Linked DNA regions of Homo sapiens: all the other regions are linked to region 4. The links are chromatin contacts, found by Hi-C in ENCODE. All regions are on one chromosome and are shown on one strand. Each heading gives the region's core, a stretch centred on a gene start or an enhancer-like site at or near the end of the contact. The rest is flanking DNA. Distances are from core to core; before and after follow the strand shown.

Region 1 (4,238 bases), core at 1,531-4,030, 4.2 Mb before region 4:
GACACTCTTTCAAGGCCAGGGCTGTCACATTACCTGGTGGTCACCACAGTGCCCTTTCTAGAAATATGTCAGAGTAAGCCCAAACGATCTGAGTGGGTGCACAGCAAGAAGAGAACACCCCGGACAGGTCAGGGAGCCATCATTCACTTGGATGGGCTCAGCCTCCTGCAGAGACAGCATTGGGTCAGTTCCCTTAGTGAAAAAAGAGGCTACTTTTTGGTGAAAAGTAGGCAAAGCTAACCATCGTTCAGGCATTTGAGGAAAAATTAAGAATACAACTCACCCGAGGCCTGGCTTTCAGGAATGAATTGGTTGTTCCCTCTTCTCCTGGGAATCTCTCTGGAGGAAGAGCAGGATTCTGAGAAGGGGAAGCTGGGAAGGTAGAAGGAGACATAAGGGAAGCTGACCCAGCCAGCACACACAGCTCTCAGACTTCCCAAGCCTGAGACCCAGAACAGCTCTGAATGTCACCTCCGTTGTTCTGAGGACACCAGTGGATCAAAAGGATCTGAGAGGCAGCTTCTAGCCTTCAAACATTGAGAGAAGTGCCCCTGTACACAGCTGCATGAGGCTCCCACCTGTCCACAGCCCACATCAGTCTACAAGTGAGTGAAGTGTGACCAGTCTGGCCATACCACTGAAGTTATTTACTGGGCATACTGTATGCAGGTCATCTCCTAGGACTTTTGGAAATATAAATATGGAAAAGAACTTCAAGGAACTTTAAATCTAGCCTACAGGTTAACAATTACACAAGACCCAAGGCAAGGCCATGCAGGATTATGAGGCTTTAAGGGGAGGAAGTTACACCTCTCCCCTCATCCTTGGGAACCCAGCTCAGAGGCCACCTCTTTCTGAGAAGCTGCCCCTGGTGTTCCCAAGCTCTGTTAGGTCTCTGCAACACACTTGAGAGCTCCTTCATTATAAAGCTTTGCATCATACTGTTCATAAAAGCCTTAAAACAAACAAAAAAACTAACCCAAACCATGCCAGAGAAGTAGTTAAGGCTAACAACATGGGTGTAAGCATAGCACAGTTAGGCATTCCTCAAGCTTCATGTGTGTGTGGATCCCTGAGGATCTTGTTAAACTCTGGCTCAAGACTTGCTAAGACACTGTTTGAGGATGTGTGGGGCCCCAGAGTCTGCAATTCTAGAGAACTTCTGGGCAATGCCTCTGCTGTTCCCAGAGCCACACTGATTAACAAGGGTATAAAGGAAAAAAGAGGGGGTGGGAAGCCCACGGACTGGGCCCAGTTCTTCCACTGGCCAGTTATGTGTCCTTGAGCATGTGCACTGAAGGATGAACAGTCGGATTAAAATGCCCACCTGGTTAGAGATAGGACGTTCTAAACTTAGGACTGGCTTAAAACCTCCTGGGTCACCTGGATTGCCCTGCCCCCAACGCTATTGGGGGAAGGGGCTCAGAGGAGATACCCACCATGTACACTGCTGACCTTATACACCGCTGAGCTAGAACGACTGGAAGAACCTTATTAGTGAGGTGATTAAGGAGGTGGATGACAAGGCTCCAAATGGCCCTATCGTCCTCTGATCCCTGGCCAAGGGCCACTCCCTCTTGGGTTTGCTTGCCCTCTCCCTGCCGCAGCAGGAAGAGATCAGATCCTCTTCTGCTCTCCTCTGGCCATTGGGACAATTTTCCATGGCCATCCCCTCCACCTCCGCCACGGTCATCTAGAGACCCCTGCCAGACCCAGGAGACTGCGGCTTCAGCCTTCTGGGTCTGGAAGGTTAGATGTCGCCACACGGAAGGCAGATGAAGTACAGCCTCACCCTTCAGTGGGATTCCCCGGCCTCTTCCTGGGGTCCTCCTGATATCGGGCTCGGTACTAGCTCCCCAAGAGGGCTCCTGGCCCTCTGCACGCTCCAGAGCCAAACCTGATGCTGTGGAGTCCATAGCTGGGGCTAAGGAGCGGCGTCCTTTCACTAGGTCCAAATCTCTGTCTTTCGGCCACAGCCCTGTGGTCCTCCCGAGGGTTCAGGGAGCGGGACGCAGGCTGGGGCTGCCTGGGGGACACGGGGCATCCCCACTAGGCGCGGCGGGGCCAGCGGACCTGCAGGGCCCAGAGCAGGGCCGGCAAACCCCGGTGCGCCCAGCGCGGCGCACTGCTGCCCGGGGTCGTGCTCTTCCCTCGCCAAGTCCGGCCTCCTACCCCCGGCTCGGCTCCTCCTCAGGACCAGGCTCTGGAACCCAGCTCCCACGTGGATCCACACGCACAGTGGGCTCAGACTACCAGGAGACACGGCCACAGCCACGCCCGCGACGCGAGGGCCCAGCGCTCTTCAGCTGCCCGGAAACAGCAGGGATTCGGTGAGAGCCTCACAGGAGCAGGGACCGACTCTATCAGCCCGGTTCGCCCCGCTGTCCCTGCCTAGCTCCGGCCTGCACAGTCCCTAGCGGGGGGCACTCGGAGGGACACACCCAGCTCTGTAAGGGGCCGGGGCGCGGGCCCAGTACAGGTCTGCGCGCCCGCAGTCTCCGAACGCTCACAGGACCAGGCCCCGCCCGCCACCCCGCGCCAGCCCCCGCCCGCCACCCCGCGCCAGCCCCCGCCCGCCACCCCGCGCCAGCCCCCGCCCGCCACCCCGCGCCAGCCCCCGCGTCCGCCCCGCGCCAGCCCCCGCGTCCGCCCCGCGCCAGCCCCCGCGTCCGCCCCGCGCCAGCCCCGCCTCCCGAGGCCGTCCCGAGCTTGCGCAGACGCGGCCGCCGCCGGGGCCCTTCAGAGCCAGCGCCGGTGGCGGGGTGCTGGCGCGGCGAAGCTGGAGAGGCGGGGCTCGCGGGCGCCTGTAGGACCTCCGCTGGGAGGGGCCGTGCTCGCCGGCCACGCGCCGGTTTTCACTCCGCTCTCCCCCAAGGGCAGGGACCTACAAGCATTTCCCTTCTCGCGCGTGACTTTGGTAGCTGAGCCTCATATCTCTCTCGTTTTTTGGGGGGAGGGGGGAGACAGCCTCACTCTGTCGCCCAGGTGGGAGTGCAGGGGCGCGCTCTCGGCTCACCGCAACCTGTCTTCTGGGTACAAGTAATTCTCGTGTCTCAGCCTCCGTAGGAGCTGGGATTACAGGTTCCCGCCACCACGCCCAGCTAATTTGTTGTATTTTTAGTGGAGACGGGGTTTCACTATGTTAGCCACGCTGGTCTCGAATTCTGACCTCAGATGATCCTCCCGCCTCAGCCTCCCAAAGTGCTGTGATTACAGGTGTGAGCCACCGCCCCCAACCTGCATATCTCGATGTAAGGCTATTCAACAGAAGCCGCGTTCCTACCCTGGATCTGCTGAGTGAGGATTTCCAGGAGGCTCTCCTGGCGTGCCTAGGGGATACTGGGGACTCAGTGCTAGATACTGCTTCTACAGGCTGCCCCGTGCCTCTTGCCTTTCTCCATCTGCCCCTGAATTCAGCGAAGGGTGCTGAAGAACAAAAGAGGACTTTGAACGCCCTCCTACTCCAGAAACAAATATCATTTAGGACCCAAAAGAAATGGAAAAACGGCCTGCTATGGTCTGAATGTATGTGTCCCCCTCAAATTCATATGTTGAAACCTAACTCCCAAGGTGATAGTATTAAGAAGTGGAGCCTTTGGAAGACTCTGCCCTCATGAATGAGATTAGTGCCCTTTAAAAACAGCCCTTAGACCGGTCGTGGTGGCTCACATCTGTAATCCCAGCACTTTGGGAGGCCAAGGCGGGCGGATCACTTGAGGTCAGAAGTTTGAGACCAGCCTGGCCAACATGGTGAAACCCTGTCTCTACCAAAAATATATTTAAAAATTAGCTGGGCGTGGTGGTGCACGCCTGTAATCCTAGCTACTCAGGAGGCTGAGACAGGAGAATTGCTTGAACCCGGGAGGCAGAGGTTGTGAGCCAAGATCGTGCCACTGCACTCCAGCCTGGGCGACAGAGCAAGACTCCGTCTCAAAAAATAAATTAAATAAATAAATAAAAATAAAAACGGGCCTTAAGCCCCCTTTGCTCCTCCTGCCATGTGAGGACACAGAAGGTGCCATCTATGAGAAACGTACCCTCACCAGCCCCTGAACTGGCTGGCACGTTGATATTGCATTTCCCAGCATCCAGAACTGTGAACAACAAATTTGTGTTGTTTACAAATTCCCCAGTTTAAGACACTCTGTTATAGCAGCGCCAATGCCTAAGACACAGTCTGAGTATTAAAACGGTGGTTTTCTGGAGGCAGTCCTCAGCCAGAGAAGGGCCACTTGTGA
Region 2 (4,400 bases), core at 171-2,670, 3.1 Mb before region 4:
CGCTTTGATAGCTTAACTTTTTTGTGAATAAGGTTGTTTGTGGTTATTATTTTAAGTTGCATTTATAAAAGTTATCTTTCCTGCTAGGAAAAGTATTCCCAGTTCTTAAGATAGACTTGCATTTACCCACAATTCATAGTGTGGCACAAATAGCTGCCTGGCATCTGGGTGTTACACCTCCCACACAGGCCATGGTATAAACTTTATTGGGGTATTTCCATTTTTAACCTAACAAAAAATGTGGAATAACAGGTTGTTTCCCTGTGGAGGAAATATCAAGAATAAACAGGCGAGTGTGGAATCTGCGGAGGGAGGGGATTGTCTCTGGTTCCCGAAATCACGGCAAAGTACTTTCTGTGCAGGGAGGGCACAGTTTAAGAATATCTGTTGCAAAGAAAATACAGACACAAGGTAAACCAAAAACCAAAGCAAAGTTTCCCCATGACATTACCTGGAAACTACAGTCTCAGAACTACAGATTAACAAACGTAATCAATGGTACTGGGCTTTTCACAGTTTTGATGACGACAGCATGACTTCAGAGTCTAATGGGACACTATTCCCAAAGTTCTAGTTAACGTCGCAAAAATCTGACCTAATTCTTACAGGTTCAAATGTCTGGGCTGCTGGTTTGTGTAACCTGGACAAAATCGCTTCCAGGCTCTCAATTTTGCCACGAGTCACGATGACAGAGGGCTCTCCTGGCTTTTCTCACAGGCCTGAGTCCCATCTGGATTGAAGTCATTTTGCAAATAGCAGCCCACCACCCTTAGGCCAAATTTAAAATTTGTTTTGAATTTGCACCTTTCTGGTTGTGTTAAAGATTACAGATTACATGAACAAGGGCCTCCATGCCTTCGCTATCTAATTGATTTCTACAGTGTTGTTTCTTTACTGTCTTGCTCGCCCCACTCAAAGTCTCCCTCCTACACACCAGCCTACACACTTTCAGTTCTATTTTATAACCCGACAAATGCAAATTGACACACAGAGACAAATAACAACGCGGTTTGCTGAAGCAGGTTCAATCGACTGTATTGCCAATTAAAAGACCACCGGGTAAACAAGGGCCAACGACCACAGGGCAGGCCCCAGGGTTCACAAGCCCCCCCACCCCACGGCCCAGAAAGAGCTCGCCGCAGCGCCCACCTCTGCAACTCCTCCTCCTGGATCCTCTCCTCGTCCCAAACGAAGACGCCGGCTAACGCCGCCATCAAGGCAGAGGCATGGCCAGGACGGCCGTGCAGCCGGCGCCAGAGGCGGCCGAGGAGAACGCGGCGTGAGCTCTCGGAGTAGAGGCGGCCGTAGAGCTGCGCGATCTGCTGCGCGCGCCGCACGCGCAGGCCCGTGACGAAGCGGCACTGATTGGCCAGAAGCGCCAGCAGGCCCCCGCCCCGCGTCCCCGCCAGCCAGGCGGCCAGCAGCCTCCGCGGGAGCATGCCGCCTCCCGCAGGGCCCGCCGCGAGCTTCCGGGGCCCAAGGAACCAGTCCGGAGGGGCGCAGGCGGTGGTCGCAGCGTCCCCCTAAATGGCCGGCCACGAACCCGTCTCACGGTCCCGCGGCCAGGAGCCGCCGCTCATCTGTCTCTGCAGCCACCGCTGAGGAAGAGTCTCCTCTGAGGGGAGAGTCGGTCATGGCAGCAGACGCCGGGATGGCTCCGCGACTGCTACACCAGGCACTCCTGGGCCCGGGCAGCAGACCAGTCAGCCCTGTGGCTCCTCGGCGACCTCCAGCGGGCGCCCGGGGCCGGGATGCAGGGCGCGCGGACAGAAACGAGACAGACAGCTCAGGCCCAGCAGCACGCAAGCTCCCGCGCCTTCCGCGACTGCCACACGCGCGGCGCGCGCGCACCCTACTTTTTCTCCGCCACCTGGGCCGTGATTGGGCGCGACCTGGGCTCCTGGGTGCTCATTGGCGCCGTGAAGTGCTCGTCACCGCCCCCTCCTGCCCCTTCATGCATGCGCGGAGGCCGCCTGCTAGCAAGGTAGGTGGCTCGGCGGCGAGAGCCGTCAAGGGCGCATTGGAGAGTGACCCTCGGACCCGGCTGCCGCCGTCGCCGCCATCTTCCGGCCGTCCCAGCCCCGCCCCGCGGAGAAACCTGGCCAGGTTCCTGTTAGAATCCTGCCAGGTGTTAACTTGTTTTAAGAGGCCGGCACGCTGGCCCCCTTCTTTATTAGAGTGCAGGGTGGGGGCGGGGCTCCGCATGTCTCTGCGGGGGCTGGGGGCTCCCAGTGATAACCGCCATTGCAGAATTAAAACTGAGACAGTGAAAGAGATCTGACCTAACCAATTCCATCTTGCTTCTGTCCTTGTTCATTCCTGAGCTTAGGTGAACTAATTTTGGGAGGAACTTAGTTTATAGTTTAAAATAAAGAGGATAACAGCCCTTTCCCAAAACAAATCTTCTTATCTGGGAACTAGACTGCCTTTGTAGGACTAATAAGTTAGCCATAAGATTGGAAATTATGGTTTAGGAGTCATGCAGCTGGAGGCTACGATATTGTGATCCCCCTAAACTGCTCTTAAGATCAGTGCTTGAGATATTTTGCTGACCCCGCACTGGTTGGATCCTGGCACCACCCAGATGGATAAACTGGCTCATCTGACCTTGTGGCCCCCACCCAGGAACCAACTCAGTGCAAGAGGACAGCTTCAATTCCCTATTATTTCATCTCGACCCAACCAGTCAACACTCTGGACTCACTGGCCTTCCCCCACCCACCAAATTATCCTTAAACACTCTGATCCCGGAATGCTAAGGGAGACTGATTGAGTAATGTTGAAACAAACTCCAGTCTCATAGTGGGCTCTGCGTGAATTACTCTTTATTGCAGTTCCCCTGTCTTGATAAATCGGCTCTGTCTAGGCAGTGGGCAAGGTGAACCCATTGTACGGTTACAAATTTGGGGGTTCGTCTGGGATACCCCTTGTGGCTACCTGTCCATGGTTCGGTAGCCCCACCTCTGGTGACAGATCCAGAGGCCAGCCTAAGCGGCCACATAGTTCTCTTGGACTAGGGGCTAACTCTGGCACCGTCTCTGCCAGTGGGGCACTGCTAGCCCAATATGCATGGACTTAATCGCAATGGAGAAATAGTCCTGGGGAGACATCCCATAACTGTAGCCCTGTCACAGGGTATCTGTAGCTCCATAGCGGGGCGCTGTAGCCAGGTCATGGAGTGTCTGTAGCTATAGCCCCATCATGGGGTGGCAGGTTGCTGAGTATCCTAGGTGCTGCCAGTGCCTCCTTCCTTCTCCGGACTGATTCTGTAGCCACATGGTGGGTGTCTGTAGCTCCACCATGGGGTGTCTGTCTCAGTTTGGCTCCTGGGGCATCCCAGTTGGCTGTCCCTAACTAGGAAGAGTCTTGGTTCGGGAGACTTCTCAATCAGGAATATTTCAGGGAGATTTGTCAGATGGAGAATAGGAGGATAGTTTGGAAGGGGTACTCTTGGAGTTCTTGGTTAGGGACCTTAATTTGGAAGGCCTTCTGTCTGTCTTGTCTTCGTGTGTGTGTTTGTATATATGGAGGGGATCTCTGAAGGAATTGCTGATGAAAATCCAGCAGGCCTAACTTGGAGAACACTCCTTATTTATCTAGTCACATTCAGTGAGCCCTGAAAGAAGTTTAACAGGCCTGATTCAGGGTGACTGCTCAGAGACCACCCATTGAATTCACGATTCAATGACCCACCGTGCCTGGCCTTAAAAGGATTTTTTCTTAGAAAAAAGAGCTCTAGGCCGGGCATGGTGGCTCACACTTTTAATCCCAGCACTTTGGGAGGCCAAGGCGGGCGGATCACGAGGTCAGAAGATCCAGACCATCCTGGCTAACACGGTGAAACCTCGTCTCTACTAAAAATACAAAAAATTAGCCGGGCGTGGTAGTGGGCACCTGTAATCCTAGCTACTCGGGAGGCTGAGGCAGGAGAATGGCGTGAACCCGGGAGGTGGAGCTTGCAGCAGTGAGCCGAGATCGCGCCACTACACTCCACCCTGGGCGACAGAGCGAGACTCCGTCTCAAAAAAAAAAAAAACAAAGTTGACTTATAGAGCCAATAAGCCAAAAAATTGACTTATAGAGCCCCTTGGGAAATCTGGCCTCATACTATGTCAACACAGTCCCTGTACGAGGTTCCTGACCTGTGGTAAGTAAAGAATGTCACTTTCTAACAGGCTCAGGAGACCTAAGTTATCTTGACACCTCAAGAGGAGAGGAATTTACCCAACTCATAGGTATTCGAGGGTACAAACCCATGGCTGGGCTTGGCTTTAAAAAGGTCTTATCTAAGATTTCTTATGGAACAGAGTTCCATCAAAGCCAATTTTAAAAGCCTATGTGAAGGCCAGGCGCAGTGGCTCACACCTGTTATCCCAGCACTTTGGGAGGCCAAGGCAGGC
Region 3 (4,385 bases), core at 917-3,416, 3.1 Mb before region 4:
TACAGCTTCTAAAACTCAAGAGAGATGCAAAACAGTAAGAGAACACTCAGAGAAAGGCAACATTTGGCCACAAGGATGAGGCTTTTCAGCCTAGACCTGCAGAAGCAGAGTATGGTCCGATGCACAGCGGGGAACTTGGACCTTTTCACCAAATCCCAGTGCCTGAATTCTTCAGGAGGTAACACGCAGATATCTAACAGGAAGTGCTTCTGATAGGCGGTGCAGTAAACATCTGGAATGCATCACAGCCAGGGAATAGCACAGACAGGATAGCACAGAGAGGATATAAGACCTTCAAGATGGCTCAAAAGACCTTGGGGTTGATGAACTATGCTGTTACTAAGGACTGTTTGGGGTACATTGATCATTGTTAGGGTAAAAAGCAGGTGATACAGTCCAGTCCTGTCCTCACACTTCACAATTTTTACTGGAGACAAGAATGGGCAGGATAAACTATGGGGCCCATAGGACCCTCCCATCGTCTGCTGTCTATCTGGCCGGAAAGCATGATGATGAACAAAGCAACCTTGCCTCTGTCAGGCACACCTATAATGGTTCCAAGAGCCACATTCCGACTGTTGTACTGCGGGTGGCAATGGAACGGTCTTCCGATTACCTAAAATGCCACAGATTCCCTTCTTCTCTAATACGCATCCGATTACCATAGAACTCTAAGATATCTTTTAAAACCTAGTCATATTAAAAGTTCCTTTTTCTCCATTAATCAGTCTGCCCCAAAGAAGCTTTTCCGTATTTCACAGGATCCTTAGAAGAGGCCAGCTAACTGTGATACCTAGCACCCTTATCTTTTCTCGATACACAGCGTCCTTCCTCCAGCAGAATCCTAAAATAGCAGCAGTCCGGATTAACATGGCTGTGAGGAGTAGGTGCTTAGCTGAATAACATCAGAATTAATGAGGGGCCGGACCCCAAACAGAGCCACCTGGTGGGCATGAACACCAGGCAGTTATGGGGCCGTTTCCTTCAACCAAGTGTCTGGTCCCTGGCTATCTCTGCTTCAGCCAGAACACATTCTGTCCCCCACCGAGGCTTTAAGGGCCAGCGCGCAGCACCCTCACCTTTCAGCAGGTCCGGGTGCACATAGCCCAACACGTCGGAGACCCCCAGCTCCTGGCGCGAACAGGTGCCTCCGTGGATGTGCAACCAGGCGGGCTCGGCGAGGGCAGTGCACAGCGCCGTGATAGACAGGGCGCCAGGCAGGGCCGAGGCCAGGCTACGCTCCGGCTGCTTGGGCAGAGCGCTGCCTCCCGGGCTCCTCCGCCGGCGCCCGCCGGGCAGCCCTGCGCCTCCGGGGGCGTACATGCCCGGGGCCGCCCGCCGTCGCTCCGCAGTCGCTGCTGGTCGCCGCCGACCTCCGCGGGGCGCGCAGAGCCTGACAGTCCGGTGGAGGATAGCAACGCTCCGGGTTCGCTGCAGGTGAAGCCGGGACTGGGCTGTCAGGGTTGACACCAGAGGATAGGGGGGTGGGACCCGGGGCTGACGGAGACGGGGAGGGCTGCGGGAATTCGGGGGGCGGAGACAGGAGACTCCGGAATGGGACTGCGGGACGACAACCGAAGAGGGCCAGGGGCCAGATGGGGTCTGGGCAGACTCGAGTGGGGGGCGGAGGGATCGGGGATCGGCTACTGCTAGAGCAAAGACCCGGAGTCAGGGTCTCAGCCAGAGGATGCCGAGGGGCGGAGGACCGGGCTGGGCCGCGGGGATCGGGGACCCGTGATCTGGGACCGGCGGTTTGGGGTGCGACCTGTGCGCAGAAAAGACCCTCCCCACGCCGCCCACTGTTCCTCACCAGTCAGCAGGCCCCAGGGCTGGGATGGTGCTGCTCAGCCCAGTCACGGGCTTCTCGGCTGCCGGGGGCCGAGCGTTCCCAGGCCCCAATCCCGCAACGCCCGGACAGACCCGGGGCCGATGCACTTCCGGCTTCCTCCTCCTCTGCCTCCGCCTCCTCCGGCTCCCCGCCCCGTCCCCCGCGCGCGTCACAGCCTGGGCGCGCCGCCGGCTCTGCGCAGGGCCTCACGGGACTGGTAGTTCGAGGCGGTCCCGCGATGCTTTCCCTGCCGAGGTGAGGGGAGCGACTACAACTCCCAGAGGGTATGGCGGCCGCAGCAGTGGGCAGTTGAGTTTCCGGGGCGACCCAGGTCCTCCGGCGGAAGCGGGAGCCTCTGTCGGCCGCGGAAGCCTGGAGTGGGCGGTACGCAGACGCGCGCGGTGAGACCCGCTGTCTGCTCAGCGGACTCTGCCCGCCCCCACCTCCCCCTGCGTCGGGCCGACATGAAGGACTCGCTGGTGCTGCTGGGCCGTGTCCCGGCGCACCCGGACTCCCGCTGCTGGTTCCTGGCCTGGAACCCCGCGGGGACCCTGCTGGCCTCGTGCGGCGGCGACCGGAGAATCCGCATCTGGGGCACGGAGGGTAAGGCCCAGCCTGGTTGCGCGGCCCTCAGCGCTGAGGGCTCAGCCTGCGCGTAGTGCAGGCGCTCAGCCTGCAGGGGAGGCTGAACCTGTTCCTGGCGGAGGGAGAGTGGGATGTTAGCCACGCCGAGAAGGGCTTTACAGGCAAAGAAGTCTGCGACTGTTGGGAGGAAAAACGTCAGCAGACAAGCTGAAATGTCAAGGGAATTGTGTTAGCTGCAGAGGCAGGAAAATGGGAAAAGAGAGGTGTTAGGAAAGTGGCCTTCAGAGTAACTTGCGACTGGATGGTCACATTTTATCCCGAGGGCATTGGGGAACCAATAGCAATTTTAGATCAGATTTGTTTTAGAAAGATGCCTCCAGAGGTTGGGCGCGGTGGCTCACGCCTGTAATCCTAGCAGTTTGGGAAGCAGAGGCGGGTAGATCACCTGAGGTCAAGAGGTCAAGACCAGCCTGGCCAACATGGTGAAACCCCGTCTCTACTAAAACTACAAAATTAGCTGGGCGTTGTGGCGGGCACCTGTAATCCCAGCTACTCGGGAGGCTGAGGCAGGAGAATCCCTTGAACCCAGGAGGCGAAGATTGCAGTGAGCCGAGATTGTGCCATTGCACCCCAGCCTGGGCATCAGAGCAAAAACTCCGTCTCAAAAAAAAAAAAAAAAAAAAAAAAAAGCTTCCAGACGAAGTAGATTCATTTGCATCTTTGTAAAAGCTGTGAAATACACTCCCTGAGCTTTCCCCCACTAGCTTGATTCCAGTGCTAGCCCCTGATATTGAATGGCTTCATGGTGCTGCACCCAGCTCCAGAGCCTGGCCTGCGCTCCGCCTTTAGGTGACAGCTGGATCTGCAAGTCTGTCCTTTCTGAAGGCCACCAGCGCACCGTGCGGAAGGTAGCCTGGTCCCCCTGCGGTAATTACCTGGCCTCTGCCAGCTTTGATGCTACCACTTGCATTTGGAAGAAGAACCAGGATGACTTTGAGGTACCCAGGCTGGTTGGGACCAGAATTATTGCCTGTTTCCTCCCCAGGGCTGGTTCAGGAACCTGAGCCAACCTGCGCCAGTTGGGCTGTACCCATGGGAAGGGGCTTAGGGGTGTTAGCTGCTGTTAATTCTCATTTTCTTTCCCCTTTCACAGTGTGTAACCACTCTCGAGGGCCATGAAAATGAGGTCAAGTCAGTGGCTTGGGCCCCATCTGGCAACCTCCTGGCCACTTGCAGCCGAGATAAGAGCGTTTGGGTCTGGGAAGGTGAGGCCAGGTCCCTCCAGGTGGATTGGGAACCACCTGACAGCCCCCTCTGTGTCCCTGACAGGGTCGGCTCTTGGGTCCCCTTTTTCTCTCCCACAGTTGATGAAGAGGATGAGTATGAATGTGTCAGTGTTCTCAACTCCCACACACAGGATGTCAAGCATGTGGTTTGGCACCCAAGTCAGGAGGTAAGAGTCAAGCAGGGACTCTTGTGGGAAGGGCTCTGGTGTGCAGGCTTGTGCCCAGCCTTCCTCTGCTTTTCAGCCTTAATCTAGCTTTTACGGAGAGTTCCATCTGTGAACAAAAAACATTAGTCCCTTTATAAAAACAGATCCGGCTGGGTGTGGTGGCTCACACCTATAATCTCAGCACTTTGGGAGGCCATGGTGGGTGGATCATCTGAGGTCAGGAGTTCGAGACCAGCCTGGCCAACATGGTGAAACTCCGTCTCTACTAAAAATACAAAATTAGCGGGCATGGTGGCACATGCCTGTAATCCCAGCTATTCGGGAGGCTGAGGCAGGAGAATCACTTGAACCCAGGAGACGGGGGTTACGGTGAGCCGAGATCGTGCTATTGCACTCCAGCCTGGGCAACAACAGCAAACTTCATCTCAAATAAATAATAAAATAAAATAAAAGCAGATACCTGGAACTGACCTGTCCTTTGCTTCCTGGGCCACACAGACACATGTTGGGTTTCCTTTC
Region 4 (4,645 bases), core at 275-2,774:
TCACGCCATTCTCCTGCCTCAGCCTCCCGAGTAGCCGGGACTACAGGCGCCCGCCACCACGCCCGGCTAATTTCTTTTTGTATTTTTAGTACAGACGGGGTTTCACCGTGTTAGCCAGGATGGCTACGATCTCCTGACCTCGTGATCCGCCCGCCTCGGCCTCCCAAAGTGCTGAGATTACAGGCGTGAGCCAGCCGCGCCCGGCCAAAATTTTACTTCTTTTAAAAGAAATGGAGTATTTTGTACGAGAAATTTTATACCAACAATTAGAGGGCAAGTTTATGTGTATCTCAGGGTTATTACTGCAGAAATGATTTATAATTTGCCTATCAAAGCAGGAGGCTGTTGCATATCAATGAACTATGATACATTTGCAAATAATACTGAAGCACCCCAAACTTCACAACAAACTGTGAATTCATTCACTCAGCTTCTGACACAGATTCTGACCCACACAGGCCCTCTATAAACGTTGAGCTGAAGAGAAATATTCTTGCAAACTTCAATTCTGATTCCTTTTTCTTTACAGGAAAAGGATTTGAAAAGCATACTTGATTTCATCTTTGTATCTCCATAGAACACAGCAGGTACTCAATAAACATGTATTTAACGTTGAATGAACACGTGCCTGACTTCTGTTCAAATTACTACACTGTTAAGTTTCAAAAGTATTTGAGTCTAAAAAACCAAATTGTAAGCTCCTCGTGAGTGCTATAAAATTGGAAAGGTGCTGTATTTCAAACACAGCAAAGATTTCCACGCTCCCTATCGCCCAAGAAAAATGTCAGTAGGACTGTGACCCTCAGTGAGGGGGCTGGAAGGAGAAGATAATAAGATACTGAATTGAACGTTGGAAGCTGTGCTCCAGGGATAAGCACAGAGAATGCCTACCCTGGAACTTTATAGAATGAGCCCAGAATTTAATTATGGGATAACTGGAAAAAGACGAGATTAAGAAGAGCTATTCTGGGTGTAGGTGTTGGTGGTCAGAGCATTGAGAATGGGGTAAAGAGACGATGCAACCCCTCGTTAGCTTTTCATTTTTCAAACCACAGCCTCTGATTCTTCCTTTTTACAGCTCCGCTGGAAGGGTGGGACGGGACACAGCGCGTCCTCAAATTCCCTAGTCATTTCCTGGACACCCTTACAGGTATCCGCCAAAACAATCAAGGGGCCTGGTCCTTAACTGAACCCCAGGTACCTCCCCAATGGCAAGCCGGCCACTCCCTGCGCCCGGGGAAACAGAGGAAAGCACAGTCCCGGTGGCCCCAACTTCGACGCCTCCTGGTGCGCTTGCGCAAGAGCCTCTGCCAGGACACCGACACCGGTGCTGGGGCCGCGCCCCTCCTCCGCTCCGGATGTGGAGCAGCAGAATGTTCACCAGCACCCGGACGTGGTGGTCGGATTCTTCTCACTACCCTCTGCCTCACCTGAGCTCTCGGTGACGCCTGAGAAGTGAAAGAGCAGCAGTTTCAAAAGACACGTCCACTCCGGCTTTTGCCTTGCAGTAGCTGCCGGCGGCTGCAAACGGGCCGTCACATCCGCCTCCTTATTGGCTGCGAACCTCGCGCGATATCACCTTGGACGCCAGAGGAAGGGGCGGGCGGTCGGGTGGCGAACAGTTCTGCGCGTGCGCCTCCCGCCCAGCAGCCCGGAACCCAAGGTGTCCGACCCTTGCTTTCCTCCGGGTACACGGCCGAACTGGAAGGCCGCAAAGCATTGTGGGAGTTGCAGTTTCTTAGTGCGCAGGCTGTCGTGGCCGGACTTTCTCAGGAGCGTGCTTCAGTATTCACGGTCCAGTGCGCCAGACTGGAAATGAGACAGCTGTGCTCTCGCTCAGCCGTGACGCTTGAACTGCGTTTCCATTCTGTTAGTGTTGAATGAACATTTTTCTTTTTTTTGTTTTCTTTTGTTAACATTTTTCCTAAAGTCGAGGCATAAACATATACAGCACAATTAACTTTTGCATAGTTAAAACCCAAAATATCACCGGCCAGATCCAGATATAGAACATTTTCCACCACCCCTGTAGGTCCCCTCTTGACTCTTCGAAACACAGGAATTTTTAGAACTCGCCCTCGCTTTGAGGGTGAAGCTGAAGACCTATGTTAGGGAATTGATCGGCTGTGTCCTGTTCTGTTTTATTCAGTGACTGTACATAATGCATAATGCATGGATGTTACTGAGAGGTCCCTATTTTGTCCTGAATTTATCTCTCTCGCAAACCCCCAGAGGACTCTATTGGTTCGTTGTGGTTCTTTACTGAACTTCGTGCGGCTGAGAATACAAAGATATAAAGGGAAGCCCAAAGCCCACTCCTGAACCGAAGCGTGCGTTCCCCGTTGGGAGAGGGGTGAGGTGGCGAAATTGACAGCTTCATTGTCCACCTCCGGGTTCTAGAACGTGGAAAACCCGCGGGTGTCGGCTCGTGGCGGACGCTTGAGGGCAGGGGGCGCTCGGGCTGCTGCCTGGTCGGCCGGTCAACCGGAGACGCTCTACCCGAAGCGCAGCTCTCGATGAGCCGCGCCCTGCGTCCTCACGCCGAGGCGGCTGGGCGATGCGCTTGCGCACTGAGAACTCACACCATATGTGTCCTGTTCCAGTGCGCGGGTCTGTGGAGAGCCGGGTGCGAGCGGCGGCAGCACGAGGGGAAAAGAGCTGAGCGGAGACCAAAGTCAGCCGGGAGACAGTGGGTCTGTGAGAGACCGAATAGAGGGGCTGGGGCCACGAGCGCCATTGACAAGCAATGGGGAAGAAACAGAAAAACAAGAGCGAAGACAGGTAGATAGGGGTTGGGTCCGTACGGCGGCGGCCGCCGTGGCTCAGTGGAGTGTGCGGGTCTCGCCGGGCGCGGCGTCGGACCGGGGTCTGGGCTCGCGATGAGCTTCGCGGGGTACCAGGCCTGGGCCCAGAGTGTGCGGAGCGGGCCCAAGCCCCCGGGCCGGGTGGGCACGTAGGGCCTCGACGGCGGGCGGGTCCTCCCAGTCGAGCCTCGCTCCCCCGGCACCCCTTCCCCGGCCTGAGGAGCGGGGTAGTCATTTGAGGGTTCCTGGTCGCGCGGGGAGGGTCAGGCGGCTTCGCCAGCGTGGCCCAGGCCAGTGTGAGTTTTTTTCCGCGCTACTCTTGGCGAGGGTGGGGAAGTTCTTTTTATGCCTCTTATACCTGTGAGTACTTTGGGAGGGAAGGGAGCTTGAATGTGATGTACGGCCGGGTTTCTCTACTCGCGGTTTCAGGTACGTTAGAGTTATGGGGAGGTGTTTAGCAGTTCGCTGTCTCTCAACTTAATCTGATTTGGATACAGTTTTCGTTTATTTAAGGGCTGATTGTCCAGCCCTCATGCTTTTCGCTTTCCTTCTTCCGGCCTGTTTTTTTTTGTCGTTTCTTTGCTCTCTAGCCTTCCCCTAAGAAAGGAAGGGAAGAAGAAGAAACCAACCAACCGAGGTCGCTCCTTTCTAACCACCTGCAATGCTTTGGGGAGGGAGGATAAGGGTATATGCGAGTTACTTACCTAGAGATTTTTGAGACATTTCTGTGTGTCACATTCGATTGAGTTCTGTTACTCATGATGGAAAGAGTTGACTTCCTGGGAGTGAACAACATCTGTTACATTACACGTTCGTACACTACCCACCAAACTTAAATACGAGGCGGAGAGTAAGGTAAATTAAAAAAACTAGTGCTAGTTCATCAGTCTGACTCAAAACAGATATGTTGTCTTGAAGTTAAAATAAGTTTACTAATTATAAATTGGAAGCCTGGATCGTTTTCTCACCTAGCGTTTGACTAGCTTATGAGTAGAATTAAAAGACAACAAAGATAGTCTTGTATTTCAGTTTTAGGTCTATTGGAGGAAGTTAATTGGTTTGGAGAATTGAATTATTGTTAAACCAGATGAATGAGAAAATAAGGATTATGGGTGATGTAGGGGAACACAAATTTCTGTACTTTTGACAGGAATTTTTGATGTATAGGGTACTTTTTTCCTTGCTAATGTTCAGCTGTCTCTAGAAAATAGAGAACTGAGTATAATGAGCCTTTATGTATTAATTACCTGCCTTCAACCATTGTTAGCACATGACCTGCTTGGTTTCATCCCACCTACTAGAAGTGTGTGTATATATATATATATACAAATATATATACACACATATATATAAATATATATATATACAAATATATACACAAATATATATATACATTTTTTTTTTTTTTTTGAGACGGAGTTTCCCTCTTGTTGCCCAGACAACAAGAAACTTAGGGCAATGGCGCGATCTCGGCTCACTGCAACCTCCACCTCCCTGGTTCAAGCGATTCTCCTGCCTCAGCCTCCGAGTAGCTAGGATTACAGGCATGCACCACCACATCCGGCTAGTTGTGTATTTTTAGTAGAGACGGGGTTACTCCATGTTGGTCAGGCTGGTCTCGAACTCCCGACCTCAGGTGATCCGCCCGCCTCGGCCTCCCAAAGTGCTGGGATTACAGGCGTGATCCATCGCCCCTGGCCCCCACCTACTAGATATTTTAAAGCAAATCTCATTAGCTTTTCATCTGTAAATCCACCAAGTATATCTGTAAGAAATATTAATAGTGATTCTTAAACATTAGCAAATATTCAGTCAGTTTGCTGATTTCCCTGATTGTCTTA

The links. A loop is a pair of places that touch in the nucleus more often than their neighbours do. Pooled maps may share reads with other maps.
Region 1: a loop to region 4 is called in a map of CD8-positive, alpha-beta T cell, with 9 times the contacts of the local background. The contact joins the promoter of ZNF514 here to the promoter of TXNDC9 in region 4. A Hi-C loop is called at or near these places in 1 of 168 maps with a recorded cell type or tissue (CD8-positive, alpha-beta T cell), 1 of 37 single-sample maps with no recorded cell type and 10 of 50 pooled maps.
Region 2: a map of CD4-positive, alpha-beta memory T cell shows a loop between it and region 4 (19-fold over the local background). The contact joins the promoter of STARD7-AS1 here to the promoter of TXNDC9 in region 4. A Hi-C loop is called at or near these places in 1 of 168 maps with a recorded cell type or tissue (CD4-positive, alpha-beta memory T cell), 1 of 37 single-sample maps with no recorded cell type and 8 of 50 pooled maps.
Region 3: a map of B cell shows a loop between it and region 4 (25-fold over the local background). The contact joins the promoter of CIAO1 here to the promoter of TXNDC9 in region 4. A Hi-C loop is called at or near these places in 3 of 168 maps with a recorded cell type or tissue (B cell, CD8-positive, alpha-beta T cell and gastrocnemius medialis), 3 of 37 single-sample maps with no recorded cell type and 14 of 50 pooled maps.

What each region holds. Positions count from the first base shown.
Region 1 is chr2:95,157,068-95,161,305 of GRCh38, forward strand. ZNF514 (zinc finger protein 514) reads right to left here and starts at 2,781. Exons shown (of 5, transcript NM_032788.3): 1 at 2,173-2,781; 2 at 284-372. RefSeq lists a silencer at 2,608-2,857.
Region 2 is chr2:96,206,996-96,211,395 of GRCh38, forward strand. STARD7-AS1 (STARD7 antisense RNA 1) reads left to right here and starts at 1,421. Exons shown (of 4, transcript NR_046322.1): 1 at 1,421-1,984. It overlaps STARD7 (StAR related lipid transfer domain containing 7), which reads right to left and starts at 1,832. Exons shown (of 8, transcript NM_020151.4): 1 at 1,150-1,832. The coding sequence starts at 1,439. RefSeq lists silencers at 1,249-1,508, 1,859-2,078 and an enhancer at 1,526-2,116.
Region 3 is chr2:96,264,059-96,268,443 of GRCh38, forward strand. It overlaps CIAO1 (cytosolic iron-sulfur assembly component 1), which reads left to right and starts at 2,167. Exons shown (of 7, transcript NM_004804.3): 1 at 2,167-2,431; 2 at 3,263-3,411; 3 at 3,567-3,678; 4 at 3,778-3,866. The coding sequence starts at 2,293. TMEM127 (transmembrane protein 127) reads right to left here and starts at 1,939. Exons shown (of 4, transcript NM_017849.4): 1 at 1,811-1,939; 2 at 1,080-1,454. The coding sequence starts at 1,323. RefSeq lists silencers at 1,199-1,508, 1,559-1,768, 1,779-1,828 and enhancers at 2,059-2,248, 2,479-2,758, 3,356-4,385.
Region 4 is chr2:99,334,809-99,339,453 of GRCh38, forward strand. TXNDC9 (thioredoxin domain containing 9) reads right to left here and starts at 1,525. Exons shown (of 5, transcript NM_005783.4): 1 at 1,431-1,525. It overlaps EIF5B (eukaryotic translation initiation factor 5B), which reads left to right and starts at 2,581. Exons shown (of 24, transcript NM_015904.4): 1 at 2,581-2,781. The coding sequence starts at 2,747. RefSeq lists enhancers at 1,010-1,239, 1,293-1,833, 1,370-1,419, 1,670-1,819, 2,180-2,229 and 5 more and a silencer at 2,850-3,009.